Linked DNA regions of Homo sapiens: regions 2, 3, 4, 5 and 6 are each linked to region 1. A link is a loop called in an ENCODE intact Hi-C map of the cell type or tissue named here. Cell type or tissue: mammary epithelial cell. All regions are shown on one strand.

Region 1 (4,000 bases):
TTACAGAAATACTTCCAGACCTACTTCTCTTTGCCTCTTGGGCAGATTTACACATCTCTCCATTTAAAGGTTATTTATTGAATACTATATGCTGGTGAGACAAAGAGAAATGACAAAGCTCTGCCCGTAAGAAGTTGGCTGTTTAAATTCCACAGGGGGGACTAGAATGAAACCCAGAACAAATTCAGCTCCCTTTTTCATTCTTTGTAGAGAGATTCTAGGCGTCCTCATCTTATCTTCTGTCTAGAAAAGGAGATGGGAGAATCTCCCCAGGTCTGGGTGGCCTGGCAAAGCCCGACACTCTTCCTGGACTGTGAATTTCAAGGATGCCTCTGTTTCTTCGATTTTTGTAAGCTAAGGCACAATATCTGGGTCACCTAGTTTTCTCTTACAATTGATTATTAGGTCAAGTGAGATAGAGTGATAAACTAACACCAGCCCAGGAACAGGCTGTTAATAGCACCGGGGTGTGGCTAAGAGGTCCGGGGGCGGGGGGTTTAGATTTTAGGCAGGCAGGTCTCCTGGATCCATCCATTGCTGTGACCAGCAAGCAAGGTGGAGTCAGAACCCTTCAGACTCTACTGGAAGAGAACAGCCGTGGCAAAAGGGCAGGTTTGGAGAAAGTGGTTGAGCTTGGGCAGGGTACATGCGTTGTGCAATTGTGCAGCATGGAGTATTTCTCACCCTAAGATGCCTCTGGGTCTGTAGCAGCTGGGCTTGCATCATGACACTCTCTGTGTTTGCCAGGACATAGAGGATGGTGCAATCCTCAAACACGTGTTCATGTTACCATGGGGAGAGGCTGATGTACTGTGTGTGCCTCTGTGGATGCTGCTGCACTGGGGTGTATGGGGAACTCCTTATGAATGAAAGAGGACTGAGTTGGCCACCCAAATGTGGCAGGGGCCAGAGGCATTGGAGAGCCAGTGGGAAGGACTGGAGGTATTATATAGAAGCCAGAGATTTAGATCCCACCCCAAAGGTAAATACTGTATCCAGATAATATTATCATCATCCCCTCCCTTAGTCATTGAATAGGGTTATGAAGGTAAGGTCTGGCCTCCATAGATCCCAGCAGGAGAAATGGATGCTGAGCATTCCACATTTCCCATCCTCTGCAAAAACCTCTCAGAACAGCATCTCATGGGCGGGGAAGTCTGGAATATGTCTCTCTTCCTTCCTGGATCATTTTCCAGTTGGAGGTTACAGAAACAGCAGAATGCCATGCACAAACAAGCCCTGTTCCCCTCTCCCTCACCTGCCTTCACTCTCCCACACATGGGTTCTCTCCGGGCCTCGCTTGTTTGTCTCCCTGACTCTTTAAATATATCCTGCAGACACACAAACAGAAGGAAGGGATTTATTTGAATGATTATTGCAGAAGTAGGAGAGGGAGGCACCCAAATTCCAGATTTATTTTTTCTTTGAGACAGGGTCTCACTCTGTCCCCCAGGCTAGAGTGCAGTGGAGCTATCAAAGTGGAGCAATCATGGCTCACCTCAGCCTCAGCCTCAACCTCCAATCTCCAACCTCCTACCTCCAACCTCCCACCTTCCGGGCTCAAGCAATCCTCCGGTCTCAGCCTCCTGAGTTTCTCAGACTAGAGGCGCACGCCTCTATGCCCAGCTAATTTTTGTGTTTTTTTTGTAGAGACGGGGTTTCACTATGTTGTCCAGGCTGGTCTCGAACTCCTGGGCTCAGGCAATCCACTCACCTTGGCCTCCCAAAGTGCTGGGATTAGAGATATGAGCCACCGCTCTCAATTCCAAATTCCAGATTTTAAAAACACTTCCAGGCCGGGCTTGGTGGCTCACGCCTGTAATCCCAGCTCTTTGGGAGGCCAAGGCGGGCGGATCACGAGGTCAGGAGATCGAGACCATCCTGGCTAACACGGTGAAACCCCATCTCTACTAAAAATACAAAAAATTAGCCGGGCATGGTGGCGGGCGCCTGTAGTCCCAGCTACTCGGGAGGATGAGGCAGGAGAATGGCGTAAACCCAGGAGGCGGAGCTTACAGTGAGCCGAGATCGCGCCACTGCACTCCAGCCTGGGCGACAGAAGGAGACTCTGTCTCAAAAAAAAAAAACAAAAAACGCTTCCAGTCCCTAGAAGTGTGCCCATGCTGTGTGGGTGTCAGTCTCCCACGCCCTCTGCTGGCCACATGGAGATATTGACCTGTTTGTCAAACAGGTTCCAGAGCAGACTGTTGAGTTCTTTTGCTGTTCACGTGCAGAACAATCTTCACCAGGAAGTCCTCCCGGGTATCCTGCCTAGATCCCTTCTGCAACCTCAGTTCATTTTCTCTTGATGAAATAGCTCCAGAGTAGCCAGTCTACTTGTTCCTTCTTGTTTTATCTAAAACGCAAAGCCTTCCACAATTGAAAGCCTATTTATGACTCAGCCACAGAGCAGCTGAGTCGGGCTGGCTGCTTCTGGCACTCAGCTCCAGTCTTACTTTCCAGCCCTTTAATCTCCATGGCTCTGCCCTGGCTCCCCTCCAAGTTTCCGCTGTCTCTCTGGAGCCTACAGGTGACCACAAGACCCTGATTAGTATCTTCGACACTGGACTCTGCTGCTGCCTAAGGAATAGGTCCCATGGGGTTAAGTGGCACCAGAAACCAGGAGGCACATCAAAATGTTAAGCCTGCTCTTCAGAAGCAGCCAAAAAGCTTGCAAAGCTGGGGAAGGTGTGCCCTCAGGAGACTTGCCTTGGGGAGGCTGGGAAAAGGAGAGAGTTTGCAAAAGCATTTTGAGTTCCTTAAATGAAGAGAGATACAAGAATCTACATTTTGTATGCCAGTATCATGGTTGCTTGGCCCCGGGGCAGTACTTGAACACTTTCAAAGAAAAGAGTAAGAGAGGTCAAAATAAATTTACCCCAAGGTTTATCAAACCGTTGTCAACAGCCCCATCCCCCTCCCAGAAAGGGTGACTCAAGGTTAAGGACAGCCCACAGCACTTCTTAGAAAAAGTCCCAAAAGGTGAAAGGTCTTGAGAAGAGCTGTTGAGGGAAGGCTGTGGGCCACCATGCTTCTGTGTCCCCCAAGGCCAAAGAGAGAATAAGCTAAAATGACAGCTGGAAAAGGGCACCCTCTGACCAAATGGACAGAGCCTCCCCCAACAGGTAGCCAGAGGAGGATGGAATGGCACCCCCATTTCAGATGTCCTTAAGAACTAGAGAGATAGATGCTTATTTCTGCTTGGACACAGGGGGATGGACTAAATGGCCTACGGAAAGGATTCCAGGAACTGCTACACCAGCCACAGGAGAGAAGCCAGCTTCCCAGGCTGTCTCCCCTTGAAGAGGTGACAATGTGTTGGCTCTCCAGGCCAGGCTGGGGCAGCCCACTGAAGGAGACGCATAGACGCATGCGCTGGTCAGCAGCCAGCCCACTCCCCCACCTGCCCTCACTTTATCCAGTTACAATCTTGATTGAGGAAGGGGTCCAGGCTTCTCCAATCTGAACCCCCTCCAGGCTTTCAGTAGCCACCATATCCTGTCTGCCCCTCCCCCTACAGTAGTCAACTACTTTTTGAGGATTAAAATGCGTGGTGATGCTGAGGTTGAGTGGCACGGCTCCAGTCCCTCCATAAGACGTGCCCAAAAGCCCTTCTGTGCAATGGTTAGCACTCCCTCTCCCTACTCCCTCTTCTCCAAGATCTGAGCCTTGGCGTGAGGCCTGTGTTACTAGATAACGGAGCCCCAGCCTTTCAATTTGTACAAAGTCCCCAAACCAGCCATGCTTCTCCCTTCCTCCTGCCAATCTCACTTGCGCTACAACCAAGAAAAGTCAATTTACCCCAGAACATGACCCTTTTAACTAATCCCTAGAATCCTGCATTCCACCTACCAGAGATGTCACCCTATTGATGAGTCGTCACAGCAGGGTCTGATAGAGCAGAATCGAGGTACTGGGACATCAAGACATGACTGGGAAGAGGGGGTGAGAGTCCAGAAGGGGTACCAGGATTCTCAGGTTGAATTTTATTTAGGGAGAG
Region 2 (4,000 bases), 460 kb before region 1:
ACATTTAAATAAGAAACGAAATCAATCACATGGAAACTATTTTAGAAAATAGAAAAGAAGGAAACACTCCTTAATTTATGCTATGAAGGCAGTGTAACTCTAATAACAAGCTATCAAAAGTTCCAAAGACCTTGTAAGAAAAGAAAGTTACTAACCAACATCTCCTCAAACCATAGACAGAAAAATTCTTAAAAATAGATTAATGGCTGGGTGTGGTGGCTCATGCCTGTAATCCCAGCACTTTGGGAAGCCTAGGCAGGTGGATCACAAGGTCAAGAGATCAAGACCACCCTGGCCAACATGGTGAAACCCTGTCTCTATTAAAAATACAAAAATTAGCTAGGCATGGTGGCACGTGCCTGTAGTCTCAGCTACTCAGGAGGCTGAGGCTGGAGAATCGCTTGAACCCGGGAGGCAGAGGTTTCAGTGAGCCGAGATTGCGCCACTGCACTCCAGCCTGGGCAACAGAGTGATACTCCATCTCAAAATAAATAAAAATAAAGAAAGAAAGAAATAATTAGCAAATCAAATTAAGCTGTATATTAAAAGACCAAGTAAGGTTTATCCTAGTAATGCAACCTAGGATATCTAGGAATGCAAGATTGCATTCCTACAATAACTTAACTAATAAAAAAGAACCCAACTATATAATCATCTCAATAGATGGAAAAAAAGACATTTGAAAAAATTATCACTCATTTATGATTATTTTAAAAACTCTGAGAAAACTAACAGAGGGAATTTCCTCAAACTGAAAAAAGCAGCCCTTTCTGCCAAATCCAAAGAAGCAAAACCAAAACTCTACCATTAATACCATATCAATTATTAAATATTATACACCTTCTCCCTAAGATTGAGAACTAATCAAAAATATTTGCTATAGCCATATTTATTCAACATCGTATTAGAGGTCCTAGCCAGTGCGATAAGGCAAGACAAAATGTTAAAAATATACAGATGGAAAAGTAAAAAGTAAAACTGTCTTTATTTGTAGATGACAGAATTGTTTACATAAAAAAACCCTAAGTAATCTATAAAACAACTACTGGAACTAACGAGTAAATTTAGCAAGTTTTCAGGAGGTGTAAACAATACAAAAAAACAATTATGAAAATAAATTTTAAAATGTAATTTTAAAATACTGTTTCGGCAGCATATAAAAGCATAAAGAATTTGGAGATAAGCTTGACAAAAGGCATGTAAGAATACTATATAATACTGTATAATAAGGCTGAGAAAAATTAATGGAGACCTAAATAGAAAGATATGCTGTGTTCACGGATTGAAAGATTTAACATTGTTTGATGTCAATTCTTCCCAAATTGACCTATAGATTAAAAATTCCCTTTGTCCTTTTCAAGAAAGTGATGGTAAATTCTAAAATATATAAACACACAAATAATCTAGACCAAAAATTCTTGAAATAAACAACAAAGTTAGGTAGCTCAGATAACCTTATCCCAAGGTTGACTACATAGCCTTGGTAATTTATCTAATGTAATATTGGTATCGAGGATAGAAAATTAGATTAACAAAACTGATCATTGAGATTCCAGAAATAAAGACCAATAAACATATGTTAATTGATATTAACATAAAACATCAGGAAAATTTAGTGAAGAATGCATAATATTTTTTAGGACAGAGTAATGAAACAAATAAATATATATAATATATATATATAAAATATATATGGGAAACAATAAACCTTTACCCCTACTTCACAACATATATAAAATTATTTGAGCTAGATCATAGACCTAAATGTAAAACCATAAACTATAAAGCTTCTAGCAGGAAAGATAGTAGACTATCTTTGGTATTTTAAGGTAGGAAATTATTTTTTAGATGGAATACAAAAATATCTAAATATAAAACAAATTAATCAATTGGAATTCATAAAAAACCACCAAAAAATGATAAAAAACAAAAAACCTTCACACAAATATCTAACAGACCAAAATAAAACTGATTAACAACACCGAATATTGGTGGAGCAATTGCAACATTCATGCATTGCTTGTGAGAGCGTAAAATAGTACAATCACTTGAAAAAATAGTTGCACATTCCTTTTTAAATAAACTATACAGAGAGTGATGCCAGTGACATGGCAATGTAAGGACCTCTGAAAATTTTCCCTTTCATAAAACAATTTTTAAAACCTACAAAAAAAAGTCAGAATCAACTTTTTTTGAACTCTGGAAATTAACTAAAAGTTTGCATCAATCAGGGAAGATTTAGTCAAGAAAAACAGCTAAATCTTGGTAAGAACAGTGAATTTCTGGTGTTTTAAATTTACCCTATTTTAATTCTTATCTCTCCCACTCCATGAAAGCCTTGAAAATCAATACCTTGCTTTCTGAGTAAAAATCAGCAGGCTGGAGGCCACCAGAGGGCGCAGAAGAGGGTTGGCATTCTTTCAAAACCTAATTCCCAGAGATTATCATAATTTGACCTGTCTGGTGATTCTCTGGAAGATTCCACTTGCAAAGCTGAGAGTATTTGAACTGACTTGGCACTGGCCCAGTATAAAAAGCTTTTTCTTTTAGGGGTGTTTGTTGAAAACAATTATGGACAATTATTTATTTCTGAGGCTGCCTAAGACAGTAGATAACAGTTGGGGCAAACAATGGCTAAGAACAACAACAACAATAAAACTTTAAAATTAAAAGGAAAAGGTGGGAATAAGTTTACATGGGGGCTTTGAAAAGCTCTGACCAATTTTGGGGAACCTAGAAAGTCACATGCATGTATAAAACTATGGATATGCTCAAAGCTGTGTACATGTTCACGAACAACCAAAGAAGACCCTAAACTCTCACCTCCAGCTAGTCTTAAGATTCTGGAAAGCAGGAAATGAAGATAATGCAGAATTTTAAGCTGCCTGGCTGAGTGTCTAAGGGCTATCCAAACATGCACACAGCTGGAAAACACTGAAAGGCTTATTGCTACCCAGCATTTAAAGAAATGTCTGTCAAATCACTAGTTGACCCCTAAGATAACTGAGCAGAGATTTTAGTGGCCACACACAGCAAGAATACGTCTTACAGAGTTAGTTTACAAAAGTCACTGAAGAAACCAAAAACAGTGACATGAGCAAAAATAACAAATCCTGGAGAGAAGTATCTGATTTTCAGAATTTCCAAATTATATTATTTAAAATATTTAATTTTCAACAAAAAATTATGAAGCATGCAAAGAAATGAGAAAGTATTGTTCATACACAGAAAGAAAGTGATTAATAAAATCTGTTCCAAAAGAAACCCAGATATTACTAGAAAGACTTTTATTCAACTATTTGAAATGTGTTTTTTTAAAAAACTAAAAAAAAGTCTAAAAACCCAGAGGATGTCTCACTAAATAGAGAATGTCAATAAAAAGAGAAATATTTAAAAGAACCAAATAAAAATTCGGAGGTTGAAAAATACAATAACTGAAATAAGAATTTCACTATAGGACCTAAACATAACATTTGAGCAGGCAGAGGATGGACTCAGCAAATTTAAAGATAGGTCAACTGAGATTATCCACTCTGTGAAACAGAAACAAAAAAAGAAACAAAAATAAAGAAAACGGAGCAGAACCTTAAAGATCTGTGGGGCACCAATAACAACTATATATAATGGAAACCCCAGGAGGAGAGGAGGAAGAAAAGGGAAAAAAAAATTGAAAAAATAATGGCCAAAATATCTAAATTTAATAAAAACCATTGCTGTAAACATTCAGAAAGCTTAACAAACTCCAAGCTAGATAAAACAAGAAAGATCTATACCTAGACATGTAATTAAATGATTAAAAGCCAAAGTCAATAGAAAGAGAGAAGTGGCTCATCTTGTAAAAGTGACCTTCAATGTAATTATCAACTGGTTTCTCATCAGAAATTATAGAGGCCAGAATACAATAGGATGACATGTTGACACGTTCAAAGCACTAAAAGTTAAAAAAAATGACAACCAAAAATTATATATTCAGCAAAACATTTCTTCAAAAATAAAGGCA
Region 3 (4,000 bases), 970 kb before region 1:
AGTGCCCTTTAGCACATTTCTTATTCATCTATTTACCTCTAAAGGTTAATGCACTTAGAGCTATAATTCATTTTGATTGAAAAGCTGCTCCATTAGGCTAGGGTTTGTTCATTAATTTACTTATCCTTTGAACACCTACGGGTACCAGGCCTGGAGATACAACAATGAAAAAGACATGGCGACTTTGCATATGGCAGGTTCTTGGTATATTGGGAAGGCAGAAAGGAAACATAAATTGCAACTCGGCATGACAGGGGATGAAATAGAAGCACCAAGAGCTGTGGAAACACAGAGAAGGGAATAAAAAGCATCTCCCTCTCTCCAGGGGAATAGGAGAAGGCTTTTTAGAAAAAGTGACTTTTCAACTGGCAGCTTCCTCCCAATCTAATTCCATTCCACTCCAGTCCTGATAGGCTCACTGAATGTCTACTATGCGAAAGGCAAAGAGAATAAATGCAAGCATGCGTTATCTAAAGAGCTATTCAGCTTCAGATGCAAGTTCATATTTGTGCCTTGGGACGGGAGACACATATGAAAAAAATCTGGTCTTTAAGGAGCTTCCAGTGTCACAGCAGCCCTTCCTTCTAGGCTATGTGTCCCCTACTCTGGTGTAGAATTTAGATCAGAAAGGGGGTAAATTGGGTGGACATTTCAAAGCATGGTTTCAAAGGGCAGCAGTGGAGAATTTGTTTCTGTGGCTCCCCTGCTTTTCCTTGGAGTGGAGGTGGTACTCCAATGTGTGGTCGTCCCAGCGATGCCACTGTGGGCATAGGGGACAAAACATACTCTGCTGGGTCTTCATAGCTCCAGTTTGCAGCCCTAGGTGAGGTCTGTTGAATGCCAGCAGGAGGCAGGGAGACACGTTTTGTGATTTGCTTCTCCTCTGCATGTGGCAAAAGGTAGGCAAGGCTCAGGTGCTGGACGGAGGAAGACAGAAATCTATGGCTCATACTGTGGTATCATTACCATTGGGATGATGGAGAAACCCCAGGTAGCTCCAAACGTGTTGGTGTATAAATCAGCACCCAGCTATGAGACAAAATATCTGGTGTGGTTTTTAACAGAGGTAATTTAACCTAAAGAATTGTTAACTAGGGATTGAATGTTCAAAGGGAACCCTAAGACATCACAGAGTTGGCCGGGTGTGGTGGCTTAAGCCTGTAATCCCAGCACTTTGGTAGGCCGAGGCAGGCGGATCACTTGAGGTCAGGAGTTTGAGACCAGTCTGGCCAAAATGGTGAAACCCTGCCTCTACAAAAATGCAAAAAACTAGCTGGGCATGGTGGTGTGCGCCTGTAATCCCATCTACCCAGGAGGCTGAGGTGGGAGAATTGCTTGAACCCGGGAGGCGGAGGTTGCAGTGACCCAAGATAGTGCCGCTGCACTTCAGCCTGGGTGACAAGAGCGAGACTCCATCTCAAAAAGAAAAAAAAAAAAGACATCACAGAGTAGCAACTGCAAGGAAGGGGTACCATCCTTAGGGCCAGGGAAAGAAAGAAAGACGTTGGAATTATTACCAGCTGATGCTGGTCTCCCAGAGGAAGATAATGAGGATGGTACTTTGGGTGATGGAAAAAAGTGGCTGCTACTGGAATGAAATGCAGCTGCCAGGGTGAACGTGGCCCGGTAACACCTCCAGAAACGAGAAGCAAGGAAGTGGAACAAGAAGCAGACAGAAGGGAGCAGGCACCTTCTCCCCTCTTCCAGCCTTGCAGTCTCTCTCTCTAGTGCCCTCTATTGGCAGACCTTAGCAGGAAACTATTAGGCACAGCAGAAATGTGGTTTGCTGGGTCCCAGCTCAGGGACTCATAAAGTCAAGAATAGAAGGACGGATTTGCAGTTGAAGTCATTAGCTTAATAATTAGCTCAGTTGAACTGCTGGGGGAGGTGTCAGACCAAGGAATTTGCCAAAAGAAGCCAGGTTGGCTTCTGAGTTAGTTAAGGGAATACTAGCTACTGAATCAGACGCAAGCTCAAAAATGTATATGAGCTCAAATACAACTTTTTTTCTAGCTCTTATAAAGCCCAATATGGGTGTTTCTGATCAGTGGGTGACTCTCTAGGCAGTGATTCAAGGATCCAAGTTCTTTCCATTTTATGGCTTTGCAACTTCAAGTCTTCCAAGTTTGCATATTCATCTTTATTAAAACAGCAAAAGAGGACAGACCATGAAGTACATGAGGTTTTCATGTGCCAGGCCTAGAGGTGGCACCTTTGCCCACATTCCATTGGACAGAACTCAGATATGTGCACATAGCTAACTGCAAAGGGATGCTGGGAAACGTAGTCTAGCTGTGTGCCCAGGAAGATGTGGGAAAAGGAGAGATAATTGGCCAGTTCTGCCACATGTTCGGCTGACCCTACATAGGTTAGCTTTTCAGCAGTACTTTCCTATGAACACAGGCTGACCTTAGCTCATTCCACAGGTGTCTTCAAGAAAGAGGAGCTTGAGGATGTGGGAAAGATTGTATGAGGAAATGCCCTCCAAAATCATAATTTGTTCTTTGCTTCAATAAAACACGGGCTTGTGTTCTCATAGTGTTTTTGATTTTAAAAAGTTTTTCCTTTCATTCCAGTTCATTCCTGGGAAGAAAAGAGGGTGGTAGAGGAGATTCTTTCCAACTCTTTTTGCCTTTTTTTGTTTTTAATTAATGAACTAATTCACATTCACTGTCAAGAAAAATAAAACAACAAAATTCAAAGAATATACGTAAGATGAAAACGTATTTCTGCCATTTTTTGCTTGCCTTTTGATTTTGCTTGTGATGTCTTTGTATAGAAGTGTTTTATATTGTACTGTTGTAAACTTTATTCATTTTTTGGTTATGTCTTTCCCCTTCCCTATTCCAAAGTCATAAACACATTATCCGATATTTTCTTCCAGTATTTTTACGTGTACATTGTTTAGATTTTTAATCCATCTGGACTTTATTTTTGTGAATGGCATGGCATAGAAATTTGATTTTGTTTAGTGTTTTAGCCAGATGACTAGTTAATTGTCTATATATTACCAAATACTATACCCTTCTCCAGTTATTTGAAATGCTACTTTTATCATATCTTAATTCCTTTCTATGCATGGTGTATTAGTTTCTATTGCTGTTGTAAACAGTTACACAAACTTAGCAGCTTCAAACAACACAAATTTATTAATTACAGTTATGGAGGTCAGAGTCTAAAATCAAGGTGTTGTCAGGGCTGTGTGGAGGCAGCCATCTGGGGGCTCCAGGGGAGAATCCGTGTCATTCTGTCTCCAGCTGGCCACATTCCTTTGCTTAGGGCCCCCTTACATCTTCAATTCATCAGTGGTTGGTTGTCTTTCTTAGGCTGTATCACTCTGAAGCTGACTCTCATGATGACCTCTTCCATTTATGAACCTTTGTGATTACATTGGGCCCATGTGGATGATCCGTGATAATTTCTGTCTGTTTTCTGTTGCTTATAAGAGAATACCTAAAACTGGGTAATTTATAAAGAAAGAGACTTTATGTCTTACAGTTATGGAGGCTATGAAGTCCAAGGTTGGGCAGCCACATCTAGTGAGGGCCTTCCTGCTGGTAGGGACTCTCTTCAGAGTCCCAAGACAGCACAGGACATCACATGTCCAGGGTGCTAAGCATGGTAGCTCAGGTCTCTCTTCCTGTCCTCATAACGTCACCCGTCCCACTCTTGTGATTCCTCAGTAACCCATACCTCATTAATCCATGAAGGAATTACCCAAACACTTCTTGTTTTTTTTTTTTATTATTTTATTTTATTTTATTTTATTTTTTGAGACTGAGTCTCGCTCTGTTGCCCAAGCTGGAATGCAGTGGTGCAATCTCAGCTCGCTGCAGGCTCTACCTCCCAGGTTCAAGCAATTCTTCTGCCTCAGCCTCCAGAGTAGCTGGGACTACAGGCTCCCGCTTTGTATTTTTTAGTAGAGACGGGGTTTCACCGTATTAGCCAGGATGGTCTCGATTTCCTGACCTCGTGATCCGCCCGCCTCGGCCTCCCACAG
Region 4 (4,000 bases), 710 kb before region 1:
CGTGTTGTCAGTTACTAGCTGTGGAGGTTCTTCGTTGCTTTTTGCATCTTGGTTAGTGGCTCTGATCAGGGATGTAGAATTTCCAATTTGACCTCTCCTGGCCTCAGTTTTCACACCAGTAGAATGGGGATATTTCACATGTTTGTACTAGTGCATTAAATGAGTTGATCTATTTAAAACATCTGTCAAAGTGCTGACATACAGGAGCTCATAAAAACAATGATTAAACACCCACTGTTTCAGCCCGGTTTGGAAACTAAAGACACAGAGCTGGTGGGGCTTACTCAGGGCACTGACACGTTCTGTAAAATGGGTGGTATTTGAAAGGAAATGAGTCTCCTGGCATAGGAGTTGGTGGAATGTATGTGTCCTTCAGGCAAGATCCTTGTTTGTTCTTGTTCATACAAAGCCACCCACCTTGCCATTGCATCACTAACTCCTCGTTGGCAATTAGTTGTTCTGGAGTGTGGAGGCATATGAAGGAGTTTGTTTGGGACACTGTAGAGATCTGTTTTGTATTTCATTAAGACAGCTAGAGGGGCCAGCCCAAAAGCTGAAGAGCATTAGAACAGCCATCAGGGTCTATACCCCAAGTAAACAGCTTGGGAGATGTATAGCTGCACTGTCAAAAGAGGAACTTCTGAATCAGACAGATCTCTGTGTTTATAGGCAAATTTCTTAACTTCTCTGAGCTTCAGCTTTAAGGATTAGATATAATAATTTATATAAAACACTTGGCCAGTGCATAATAGATATTCCATATTATGTTCATTTCATTGTTTTTCCAATTATTATTTCAATTATATTCCATATTATTATTTTCAAACCACTTTTATATACATTATTTTAAATTATCTCATTTGGTAGTGAGATAAGACAGAAGAGCAGAAGAGAAACTAGAACCAAAGATTCTCAGAAAATTAATTAAATGAGCTGATGCATTCCTGGCCCTAATATTTCCCACTCTGTGTTCTAGTTCTGATTCTGACACCACCCCAATCAATCAGCAGCTGGTTTGCTCTTTGTTCTCTGATGAATTCCATGGACTAAATCATCTTCAGGTGGTGTGACTGAAGAATGACTGTACAATCACATGTGTTTCAGAAGTGGGACATTAACTCTATCCATATTTGGAAGTTGGGGGTGTGAGGGCAGAGGGGTGGAGGGGTGCAGGCTGAATCGCATGGCTGCTATTGAGTCATAGGTTCTTTCCAAAGATTGGCTGTTGAGTTCTGAAAAGCGGATCATCTCTGGCCCTAAATCTTCAGGGTTGCAGAGGCACAGCCCCAGATGAAGGAATTCTTGGCTCTTTCCCATGGGCTCACTGCCCTGCACGAGGTCTGTGGGAGTGCTGGCAGAAGCAAGATGAAGGGAATAAAGAGAGAGGTGGAGCTTGCCATATCTGGTAAGTGCTGGTGCCTGAATTCTCCTTGTCGGCTACAGCTCATTATATCTAAGACCTCAGATTGGATACTCATCAGCTAATTATAGCCTGAGACCTCTGGAAGTGTCCCTAGACATCAGTTGTCCCCATTTAAACTGAGTGGGGGGGGGGGGTGAGGTAGTAGCAATCCTGATCCCTAAGACCACGAGACTCTGACGGTTTCTGGGTCCAACCCAAAAACCTATCTTAGCAATTTAACTGCGGATCATAGAGAGTGGGCAGGTTACATCATGAAGAGAAGTAATATCAGGAGAAGCCCCTGGGATGGCCTTGCCTGCTCATTTGATCAAGCCTTCCCATTACTCATGTTTTCAGAAAGTGCTGCTTGTCTTCTTTTCCATGTGCCCTGTGTGAAAACTTAAAAAGTTTGGAGATGGCAGATCACGAAGAGCCAGGGTAGGAAAGTCAATGTGGTTGTCTTCTGAACACCCAGCGTCTTCCATTCCAGAGCAGGTGGCAGCAGAGAGTTGACACTGCCTCCCTCTCACACTGTACACACACACACTCAATGCATTGTTATTCTTCATTTTGTGTGCTCAACATGTTTATTCTACTGTGTGTCTGTTGTTTGACTGTTTAGGACAGAGTATTGTACCTCAAGTGACATTCTTCTAGCAAAGGACCCTGTCCTTCAGCATTATTTTTCATAACCTGGAGCTGTTCCACTGGTAAACAGCCTGACTTGTCTATTTGGTACTGGTTATCACTCAAAAATATTATTTTTTTGTGGGGGGACACAAGGTGACAAAGTCTGATTTCAGAGTATCTGAAAAGCCTTTATACTTTACTACGAAATGATCTGTGATTTTCTCCCAGAAGTCTCAACCTTTAGAATTTTTTTTCTCTAGCTGAAACCTTTGTTCCCTGGCAAAATGCTAGAGAAGTGCTGTACGAAAGGGTGCACATTAATGTTTATATCTCAGCTACACTGTAATGATGATGAGTATCGGCTTTTATAGAAAATTAATTTTGGGGTGGGGGTGGCAAAAAAAGAGATAACTAATTTTGCAAGGGAATGGATGAAGACCACTTGGCTGGGGTGGCAGAAAGGGGAATAAAAGGGGAGATGAGAGGGAAAGGAAATGGGGCACCCTTTAAGAGGACAGGAATGTAAAAAATAACTATGCAATGTTGCTAAGGAAAAGTTTCATTTTTTCATAATGTTGAGGAAAAGCTGTGCTTATGGTGAGGCTCTGGGAAAACTGACATGCAGTGTGTTCTCTTTAGCTAATCTATTCTTAAAAGGTAAAACCAAAACACCTAGATATTGTAAGATGAGCACATGTCAAAGATTTTATATTGCTCAATAATTAATAAGGGAACCATCAAGATGTTAGAATTGGCTTGCAGGGCAATTCAAAGAATCACACATATACAGTGTTTGCATATGCTAAAGTTAGATCCTGCTTATATGATAATATGATTTGACTGTGTCCCCACCAAAATCTCATCTTAAATTCCCATTTGTTGTGGGAGGGACCCAGTGGGAGGTAATTGAATCGTGGGGACAGGTCTTACCTGTGCTGTTCTTGTGATAGTGAATAAATCTCATGAGATCTGATGGTTCTATAAGGGGCAGTTTCCCTGCACAAGTTCTCTCTCTTGCTGCCACCATGTGAGACATGCCTTTCACTTTCTGCCATGATTGTGAGGCCTCCCCAGCCACATGGAATTGTAAGTCCAATAAACCTCTTTCTTTTGTAAATTGCCCAGTCTCAGGTTTGTCTTTATCAGCAGTGTGAAAATGAACTAATACAGTAAATTGGTACCAGTAGAGTGAGGTGTTGCTGAAAAGATACCCAAAAATGTGGAAGTGGCTTTGGAACTGGGTAACAGGCGGAAGTTGGAACAGTTTGGAGGTCTCAGGAGAAAACAGGAAAATGTGGGAAAGTGTGAAACTTTCTAGAGACTTGTCGAATGGTTTTGACCAAAAGCCTGATAGCGATATGGACAATAAGGCCCAGCCTGAGGTGGTCTCAGATGGAGATGAGGAACTCGTTGGGAACTGGAGCAAAGGTGACTCTTGTTATGTTTTAGAAAAGAGACTGGTGGCATTTTGCCCCTGCCCTAGAGATTTGTGGAACTTTGAACTTGAGAGAGATGATTTAGGGTATCTTGTGGAAGAAATTGCTAAGCAACAAAGCATTCAAGATGTGACTTGGATGCTGTTAAAGGCATTCAGTTTCATAAGAGAAGCAGAGCATAAAAGTTTGGAAAATTTTCAGCCTGACTATGTGACAGAAAAGAAAAACCCATTTTCTGGAGAGAAACTCAAGCTGGCTGCGTAAATTTACATAAGTAACGAGGAGCTGAATGTTATTCCCAAAGACAATAGGGAAAATGTCTCCAGGGCCTGTCAGAGGTCTTCACTGCAGCCCCTCCCATTATAGGCCTGGAGGCCTAGGAGAAAGTGGTTTAGTGGGCTGGGTCCAAGGTCTCCCTGCTGTGTGCAGCCTAGGGACTTGGTGCCCTGAATCCCAGCAGCTCTAGCCATGGCTGAAAGGGCCAATGTACAGCTCGGGCCATGGCTTAAGAGGGTGCAAGCCCCAAGCCTTG
Region 5 (4,000 bases), 690 kb before region 1:
TGATTTCCATTATAAACTTAATGAGGCACCTGGCACATAATTAGATGCAGTAAACATTCATTTCCTTTCTCATTCAATACTGAGAAAATAGACATGGAGTGACGGGTATGATGGAAAGAATGTAGTTCAGGAGTCAGGGGCTTGGTGTAGATGGTCTATTGATGATCCGCCCAGCTCTGAATCTTTGTCCCTCCAAGCAGAGCCAGGGATCTGCCTATGGTGTGTGACTCTGGTTATTACTGTGCTGAGCCCCCTGCCCTGCGCATGGAGATGCACAAGCAAACCCCACATCTTGGAAAACTGCATCCTCTTCGAGGCCAGGAAACTGCTCTGTGCCACCCTGTTTCCCAGGGGCCCCAAATAGTCTTCCTCCATTCAAATGCATTTGCATGTCCTCCAAGTCTGACTGAGGCTAGAGGGGATTTCTTGTAATCCGTGGCACATTTCTTTTGATTTGAAACTCTCTCTCTCTTCATCTTTACCAGGGTCCCAAGAGGTGAAAAGTCCACTTTAGTAGGTGCCAGGTTCAGGAATTCTCACAATCCTCTTAGGCTCTGAAGAGCCCTGAGATTTCTCTGTTAGTACAATGGCCTGATTGTGCCGCCCCGTCGCAGTCCATTGACAGGTCGTCAGGCCAGCTAAAAGCTCATCTTAAACAACTACCTCCAAGCTTAAATCCAAACACCACAGCTGCACTTCTGGAACCAGGTTTGTTTTCCCAGAATATCAGTTACAGCATTTTAAAAATGAGCAACCTCATTATCAACAGTGTTTCTGAGAAGCAAGCATTCTTGTAGAAAATGCCAGCTCTGCAGGGCTGGCAGGAGCTACACGGCACACACATTCTCTTGCCCGCCACCCCCAGCCTCAGGCATCACTCAGCCAAACCCACGAGTGCAGTTTAGCAAAAATGAACACCAGAACTTCATTCCTATAAAGGAGCGAGGTTCCTGGGTGCCGGAAGAAGGGAGTGAGATTTCCTTCCTCAGAGGTCCTGGAGAACAGGAGAGAAGCTTGTTCCCGTAAAGAGTCAGCCTCACTTTACCAGAGGGAATCTTGGATTTGAACCTGGGTTTTATTTCCCAGCTTTGGCATCTACTAGTCGTGTAATCTTCAACAAATACTGAAATTTTCCCAGCCTCAATTTTTTTTGTCTGCTAAATAGCGGTAATTATTTCAAAGATCAAATGAAATTATACACAGGAAAAAGACTTGCAAATTAGAAGGCCTTTAACATTTAAAAAGAAGTATCTTATTCCTCTTAATATGATCTGTTCTTCTTTTATACATACATGTGTATGTGTCTGAACTAATCAGGCTGCTGTAACAGGAGACCATTGACTGGTTGGCTTAAGCAACAGACATGTATTTCTCACAGTTCTGTAAGATGGAAGTCTGGGATCAAGGTACCAGGCTGTTCGGGTTCTGGTGAAGGCCCTCTTCCTGGCTATGTCCTGGCATAGCTGAGAGCAGACAGAAAAGAAGCAAGCTCTCTCCTGTCTCTTAGAAGGACACTAATCCCATCAGGAGCACTCCACTCTCATGACCTAATTACCTCTCAAAGGCCCTGTCTCCAAATACCATCACATTGGGGGTCAGGGTGATCATAGAGCAGCATGTAGCTTACCTCTCTTCAGTTAAACCGCAAACCCTTAAGAGTTTTGGAGGACAACAGTTAATTCAAAATAAGTTCAAAACACTGCTCTTGACACAATGCGAGGCACAGAGCAGACATGAAATAAAAGTATGGAGGAATTATTAAATATTATTCATTATCTATTTAAGAATGCAGGAAATTATGTAACATATTGTTTTTTTAAAAAATCCAAGTATACTTATATCTACACACAGATATAGACGTATCGTGTGTATGTGCGTATGTTTCTTTACCTGCAAAGTGTAAATATCTCTTTCCAGAAGACTCAGCTCTCAATGATTTGTTTGTGTTTGAGGCAGCTTGGTGGCTTATGGAGAGCATGGAATCTGCACTGAGAGATACTTCCATTCAAAAGACCTGCTTCTTACTCGTGCTGACTTGAGGCACATTACCTAACCTCTCTGAGCTTTGAATACATCCGTAAATTGAGTCAATGCCTCCCTCACCAGGTTGTGGTGAGGATGGAATGAGATAGCACATGCAAGGCATTTGTCATCATGCCTGGCCCTCATTACTCACTCAATACAAAGCTGTCATCCTACCAACATGACAAATGGGGGAAGAGGAGGGAAGAGAGTGACAGACATGTGGTTTGGATGGCTCATGCAACAGGCGTCCGGGGGTGACGGGTAATGCACTTTGAAGGTCCCTATAATAATATAACCCAGCTCCATGCAGAAGTAAGCCCAAAGGAACAGAGGGTCAAATTAGAGTTTTGAGGCTGAGTATATGTCTCCATTCTAATGAAAAACCTACGGTCAACCAAGGTTGATCTTTTAGAAGACACTTTAAGAGCCTGTCCAGCACTTTGGGAGGCCAAGGCGGGTGGATCACGAGGTCAGGAGATCGAGACCATCCTGTCTAACACGGTGAAACCCCATCTCTACTAAAAATACACAAAATTAGCTGGGTATGGTGGCCCACGCCTGTGGTCCCAGCTACTCAGGAGGCTGAGGCAGGAGAATTGCTTGAACCCAGGAGGCGGAGGTTGCGGTGAGCCGAGATTGCGCCACTGCACTCCAGCCTAGGTGACAGAGCAAGACTCCCTCTCAAAGAAAAAAAAAAAAAGAGTCTGTCCAAGGAGAGGTTCTGACTTACAGTCTCTGGGCAAGTCAGGAAGTGGGAAGTGGGAAATGGGAAACACATCATAAACATCTCTTTCTCCATTCTTTTCTTAGGTGATAACACCGTCTATGTGCTGATGACTGCCAATGTATGCCAAATTTATATATCCACCCTGAAAATGTCTCCAAAACTTTAGGCTTATAAATGCAGCTGCCTCATCTATATTTCTTGTATATCTATTATATATATACACACACACAGCTCAACTTAAAAGTGCAAAAGTCAGTTTTTGGTCTTTCTCCATCTCCTCCTTTATAACTTTCTCTTAATATTCCTTGGATTTCAAGACTGATTCCATGCATTATTGCACCACCTTTTTTTCCCCTAAGTAAGCAATAATAGCACAATGTACTAGGCTCCAGGGACTGTTCTAAGTAACGGGAAGATAGAATAAAATAAGAGACTATCACTGCCCTCAAAGGGCTCACTAAGTAGTAGGGGAATCAGCACATTGTCCTGAAAGTCTCAATGTTGTAATGCTGTAGAACAGAACAGGGAGATAGATGTTTCCATGGAATGATACTGAAGAGATGACATTTTTAGCTGCTTCTTGAAGGATGATAAGGAGGTTACTATTCGATGGGTATTGTACCATTACTGTCCCCACTCAGTTAACCTCCATGTATTTAAGAGAATTATACACACACATCCCATAGATCGGCTTTTGCTATATGACTTGCATTTGCCAATGGAAAGTGAGCAAAAGTTACGTGGGCTACATCTGAGCAGAAACTTTCAAAAACATCATCAGGTTACACAGCTCATTTCCTTCTTTTGCAAGGGCAGTGTGTTCCAGGGAGGGATTTCTCCTCCAGCCCAGATCTCAAAATGAAGAAGACTCAACAACCAGGACTTAGGACAAACGAATATGTAGCCCAGGGAACTTTAGCCTATTGTTCCACCATTAGTATGCATCCGCTGACTCCTTGTATTAGTTTCTCTTCCACCAAGAAGAGAGTGGAAGTGATGTATGTGTTTGTGCACAATCGGACATATGTGAATAAGGAGAACATTTTGCTTCCCAAAATCTTTCTTAAGCCTTGATAAACCATTCTATTTGGAGAGTAAGATCCCAACAAAAAATTCAGACCCTAAAAGATGGTCTCTAGACTCTTTCTATGACAATAGAAATGGGATTTTCTTCATTCCTTGGAGAGAGAAGGATGCAGAGATAAAAGGAGCTTTTCAACATCCAAGTCTTCAGTAGAGTGAACTAAA
Region 6 (4,000 bases), 590 kb before region 1:
TGCACACCACGTGGCCTTCAACCTAGTGAATTTTAGTTCCCTGCAAGCCTACAAAAGTATTCAGACAAACCAACTACTTCCTCCAGTGGGAATCAGGGGGCACTTCACCCTCTTGTTACTGCAGAGTCGGCCTCCTACAGCCTCTGCTTGCTCACTCTATTCCCAAGTGCAATCTCCATGTGGCCCTGCAAGGCATTTGGCATCCTCCTCCTGTGAGCTGTGAGTAAATGTGACTACTAAACTGCTGTTAATCTCATCTGTCCATTGTTGGGTATCATGTTCAGCCATCTCATTCTGTGTAGGGTGGGGAATCTCTCCCTCACAAATGGGGTGAACAAGAAGTGATCAAAATGGGGTGTCACCCTGGGTTTTTGAAGCAGTGACTATTTACCAACCAGTAAAGAAGTAGTTCGGTCTTTTAACAATCAGCACATCTGTATTTGAACCAGTATGGTTGTGATGTGATTAGATCATTCATCAGGGTGGATCCCTTCTGAATGGCCTAGTACCATCCCTTTGGTGATAACTGAGTTGTGGCTCTGAGTTCATGCAAGATCTGGTTGTTGTTTAAAAGAGCATGGAACACTTGCCCTCTGACTCCACCCCTGCTTTTGCCATGTGATGCACCTGCACCCCCTTCACCTTCCACCATGATTTTAAACTTCTGGGGGCCCTCACCAGAAAAAGATGCTGGCACCATGCTTCCTATACAGCCTGTGGAACCATGAGCCAATTAAATCTCTTTTCTTTATAAATCACCCAGCCTCAGGTATCCCTTTATAGCCATACAAACAGATTAGCACAGAGCCCAGTAATTTATTCCTTATAGAGATGTCTAGAACAGTGCACTTTTAAACAAATGTGGTAGCCTCCCTAGTTCATTCTGTCCAGGCCACCGCTAAAGCATTGGGATCCGTTCAGCATTCCTAACTGAAGAGTGACAGTTTCCAATCCAAGAAATTTAGAGGAGAGGAGTAGCAGGAACTCCAAATCACATCACAACCATACTGGTTCAAAGAGCAAACTTGTCAAGTGCTTGGCTTCTAGCCCCACTCAGGAGTAATTATTTCAGTAAAAACAAATGGAACTTGCAAATAAAAGACATTGATATCATCATCATGATTAGTAACATTTTCAGATGTACTCACATTAACTCCTTGACATTGTTGTCGACTCTGAGGTAGGCGATGCAATTTTTATTTTTATTAACACACCAGCATCCTGCATTGTGTTACTGTGCCAAGTCACACATCAGAAAGATTCTGACTCCAGGTCTCCCATTAGGTGAATGTCCTCTTTCAACGAGGAAAAGCATCATCCCTGCTGGATGGACCTCTCTTTTTTAAACCAGCAGTCTGCTCAGTTTTAGTGAAATGCAGGGGTTTATACTGAAAGCAGGTGCTGAATTCCAAGTGAAGGCAGACATTGTCAACAGTGCTCTGACTAAGAGCTGGACAATGTGAAGCCTGTCCCAGGCTTTGGCACTAACCAGCTGTGGACACGTCATGCCTCTCACTGTAAAATGAAGAGTCTGCAAAGGATGACGTCTGAGGTGCCTTCCAGCCCTGCCATCCCGAGGTTATGATGGTGTGATGGGGTCAGGGCTGGTCCTGACTTCCCTTCCCAGTCAGCTGGTGAACGGGATGTGAGCTCACAGGGAGGAACACACAGGAAGGCTTTGGGTGGAGTGTGCCTTCTAACATACATTAGAATACAGAATAATCTCACATCTTCCCATAAGTTGTAGTGAGTCACCAGGGCGAGCTGTGGAGCATTTTTCTCTGGTGTCTTCCAAACTGTAGACTATTTCCCACATTTAAGACCTGTGAAAAAATAAAATAAAATAATTTATGTATACACCATGTGGGAAAAGCTGGGTGAAATAGGCACTGCCCACCCACCACTTACGGAAATGTATGCTGGAGCCATCTCATTGAAGGGCAATTGTCAACATCCATCAAAAGGACAAGCACATATTCCTCTGACTCCGCAATTCCTCATTACGATGGACTAAATGTTTACATTGCTTCATAACTCATGTGTTAAAATCCTAACCCCCAGGGTGATGGTGTTAGGAGCTAGGGACTCTGGGAGGTGATTGGGGGCTCTGAGCGAGGAGCCCTAGTGATTTGGATTAGTGCCCTTAATAAAAGAGGCCCCAGGGAGAGTGTCACCCCTCCACCACCTGAGGATACGGCAAGAAGGTTTACCAAACCCTGAATATGCTGGTGCATTGATCTTGAACTTCCCAGCCTCTAGAATTCTGAGGAATACATTTCTATTGTTTACAAGCCACTCAGTTTATGATATTTTGTTACATCAGCCCTAATGGATTAAGACACTCATCCTGGAAATTATCTGACATTATACCAACATACAAATTATGTCACTCAAATAAATGACTGGATAAATAAATAAATGGGGGAGAAAAGACAAATCTCTTATGCAAAAAGTTTTCAAATAATTTGTGCAGTTATTCTTAAGGAGATAGAGCATAAATCCCACTTCTGAAGTGTAGACTGTACCTAGTGCCTTCCTTCCAAAGAGTGTGCAAAGAGAGAAAAAAAAGTAACTTCATAGTGAAGAAACCTAGCAAACACCTTCAGTCAGGTGATCAAGGTTAATATCCAGTGGTAAGTCATACTGACAGCATGTACCTTTGATACGAAAAATGGCAGTTTACCTCTGTGTGAACCCATAACCTTAGTCTAACGGTGTGAAAACCTCAGGACAATCCCAGCCAAGGAGCATTCTACAAAATACCTGACAGCATTCCTCAAATTTGTCAAGGTCATCAAAAACAAGGAAAATCTGATAAACTGTTAGAGCCGAGAGACTCCTAAGGAGACGCAACAACTAAATGAACTGTAGTGTTGTGGAAGTAATCTTGCAACAGGAAAATGACATGAGGTAAATACAAAGAACATCTGAGTAAAGTACAAACTTTCATTAAATATAATGTGTCAATATTGGCTTATTAATTGCAACAAATGCACCTTACTAATGTTAAGCTATTATTATTAGAGGAACGTGGTGTGTGTGTGTGTGTGTGTGTGTGTAGGGGGTTAATAGGAACTCTCTATTCTACTTTTGCAATTTTTTATAAATTTAAAGCTATTCTAAAACAGAAGGTTTACTTAAAACAAAAGCCAGTGTAGAGCAATATGCTTTGCATATTCGCTCTTGTATTTTTTAAAAGGAATAATAAGAGACAGAAAATAAACCTCTCTGGAAAAAATACGCAAAACTAGAAAGGAACTGAATACATAAGGCTTTTTACAGTATTCCCTTTTGTATATTCTGAATATTATTCTGTGGGGATATATTATCTATTGTGTAAAAGTTACATGTGAAAATTAATAAAGATCTCAATTAAAAAACCATCCCTTATACTGGCACAAAGAGAGAGGTAATGACCTCAGAGACTCCGTACAGACTCAGGGTTGTGAACCTAACTGTGGTACTCCAATCCAGTGGACTCTCACAGATGAGAGGGTAACTAGGAAGATGTGTCCATATGGCAGGTGCTTTACGCAAAAGAAAATCAGCACAGAGAGTAAGTTGTCAGAAAAGGTCACAGAGCTTCAGAGCTTTCATGAGATCAAGACATATAGGCCTGAGCATCTGGAGAAGGGAGTTGAGGGACCAGAGGGAAGGAGCAAGGTGAGATTTAAAACAACCAGACTACAGCCAGTGCAGCTGGTCCAGATGGTCCCTACCTGTTCAAGCTTCCTCAGGCTCCTGTCCCCAGGAAGGGATGTGATGAGAGTGTTAATTGAAAATAAGGACTTGGATGCAGAAAAAGAAAATGCCTCAAACCTTTGCTCAGTCCTTAACCCAGGGGGCTGTGAGAGGCATTAAGGGAGTTTCATGGGCTTCTTTTGTTTATTGTTTTATATGTACAGAAAGATTTCTATTCCTTTTGTATTACTATTCTTTCTGTTGAACTAGTTTTCCATTTTATGTGCTCCAGCCTAAGAAGCCCTAGTTTGGAGAATTC

Evidence for each region. Hi-C counts contacts between places; a loop is a spot of excess contacts. Peaks named below come from ENCODE experiments on the same cell type or tissue, not always from the same donor. Only the 100,000 strongest peaks of a DNase experiment are listed, where the experiment ranks them.
Region 2: a loop joins it to region 1, with 8 times the contacts of the local background. A loop is called at or near these places in 12 of 110 quality-filtered maps.
Region 3: a loop joins it to region 1, with 4 times the contacts of the local background. A loop is called at or near these places in 9 of 110 quality-filtered maps.
Region 4: a loop joins it to region 1, with 4 times the contacts of the local background. A loop is called at or near these places in 10 of 110 quality-filtered maps.
Region 5: it touches region 1 in a loop (6-fold over the local background); 12 of 110 quality-filtered maps call a loop at or near these places.
Region 6: it touches region 1 in a loop (5-fold over the local background); 6 of 110 quality-filtered maps call a loop at or near these places.

What each region holds. Positions count from the first base shown.
Region 1 is chr2:216,680,802-216,684,801 of GRCh38, reverse strand. The region is part of intron 1 of IGFBP5 (insulin like growth factor binding protein 5); the gene reads left to right. LOC124900515 (a long non-coding RNA gene) reads left to right here. Exons shown (of 2, transcript XR_007088080.1): 2 at 1-3,563. Among named protein-coding and RNA genes, the nearest start is that of IGFBP-AS1, 12 kb to the left of the region's middle. In mammary epithelial cell, a CTCF peak has its summit at 2,156 (motif pointing left); DNase peaks (open chromatin) are centred at 741 and 2,311; H3K27ac peaks cover 1,400 bases.
Region 2 is chr2:217,141,244-217,145,243 of GRCh38, reverse strand. No RefSeq gene overlaps it. Among named protein-coding and RNA genes, the nearest start is that of DIRC3-AS1, 140 kb to the left of the region's middle. In mammary epithelial cell, a CTCF peak has its summit at 2,401 (motif pointing right); no DNase peak of the experiment used is centred here.
Region 3 is chr2:217,648,675-217,652,674 of GRCh38, reverse strand. The region is part of intron 2 of DIRC3 (disrupted in renal carcinoma 3); the gene reads left to right. Among named protein-coding and RNA genes, the nearest start is that of DIRC3, 140 kb to the left of the region's middle. In mammary epithelial cell, a CTCF peak has its summit at 1,735 (motif pointing left); a DNase peak (open chromatin) is centred at 1,734.
Region 4 is chr2:217,391,046-217,395,045 of GRCh38, reverse strand. All of the region lies in intron 8 of DIRC3 (disrupted in renal carcinoma 3), which reads left to right. Among named protein-coding and RNA genes, the nearest start is that of DIRC3-AS1, 110 kb to the right of the region's middle. In mammary epithelial cell, a CTCF peak has its summit at 1,904; DNase peaks (open chromatin) are centred at 345 and 1,215; H3K4me3 peaks cover 855 bases; H3K27ac peaks cover 1,805 bases.
Region 5 is chr2:217,368,743-217,372,742 of GRCh38, reverse strand. All of the region lies in intron 8 of DIRC3 (disrupted in renal carcinoma 3), which reads left to right. Among named protein-coding and RNA genes, the nearest start is that of DIRC3-AS1, 88 kb to the right of the region's middle. RefSeq lists an enhancer at 1,548-2,747. In mammary epithelial cell, a CTCF peak has its summit at 2,099; a DNase peak (open chromatin) is centred at 2,142.
Region 6 is chr2:217,275,421-217,279,420 of GRCh38, reverse strand. No RefSeq gene overlaps it. Among named protein-coding and RNA genes, the nearest start is that of DIRC3-AS1, 5.3 kb to the left of the region's middle. In mammary epithelial cell, no CTCF peak of the experiment used is centred here; a DNase peak (open chromatin) is centred at 1,550.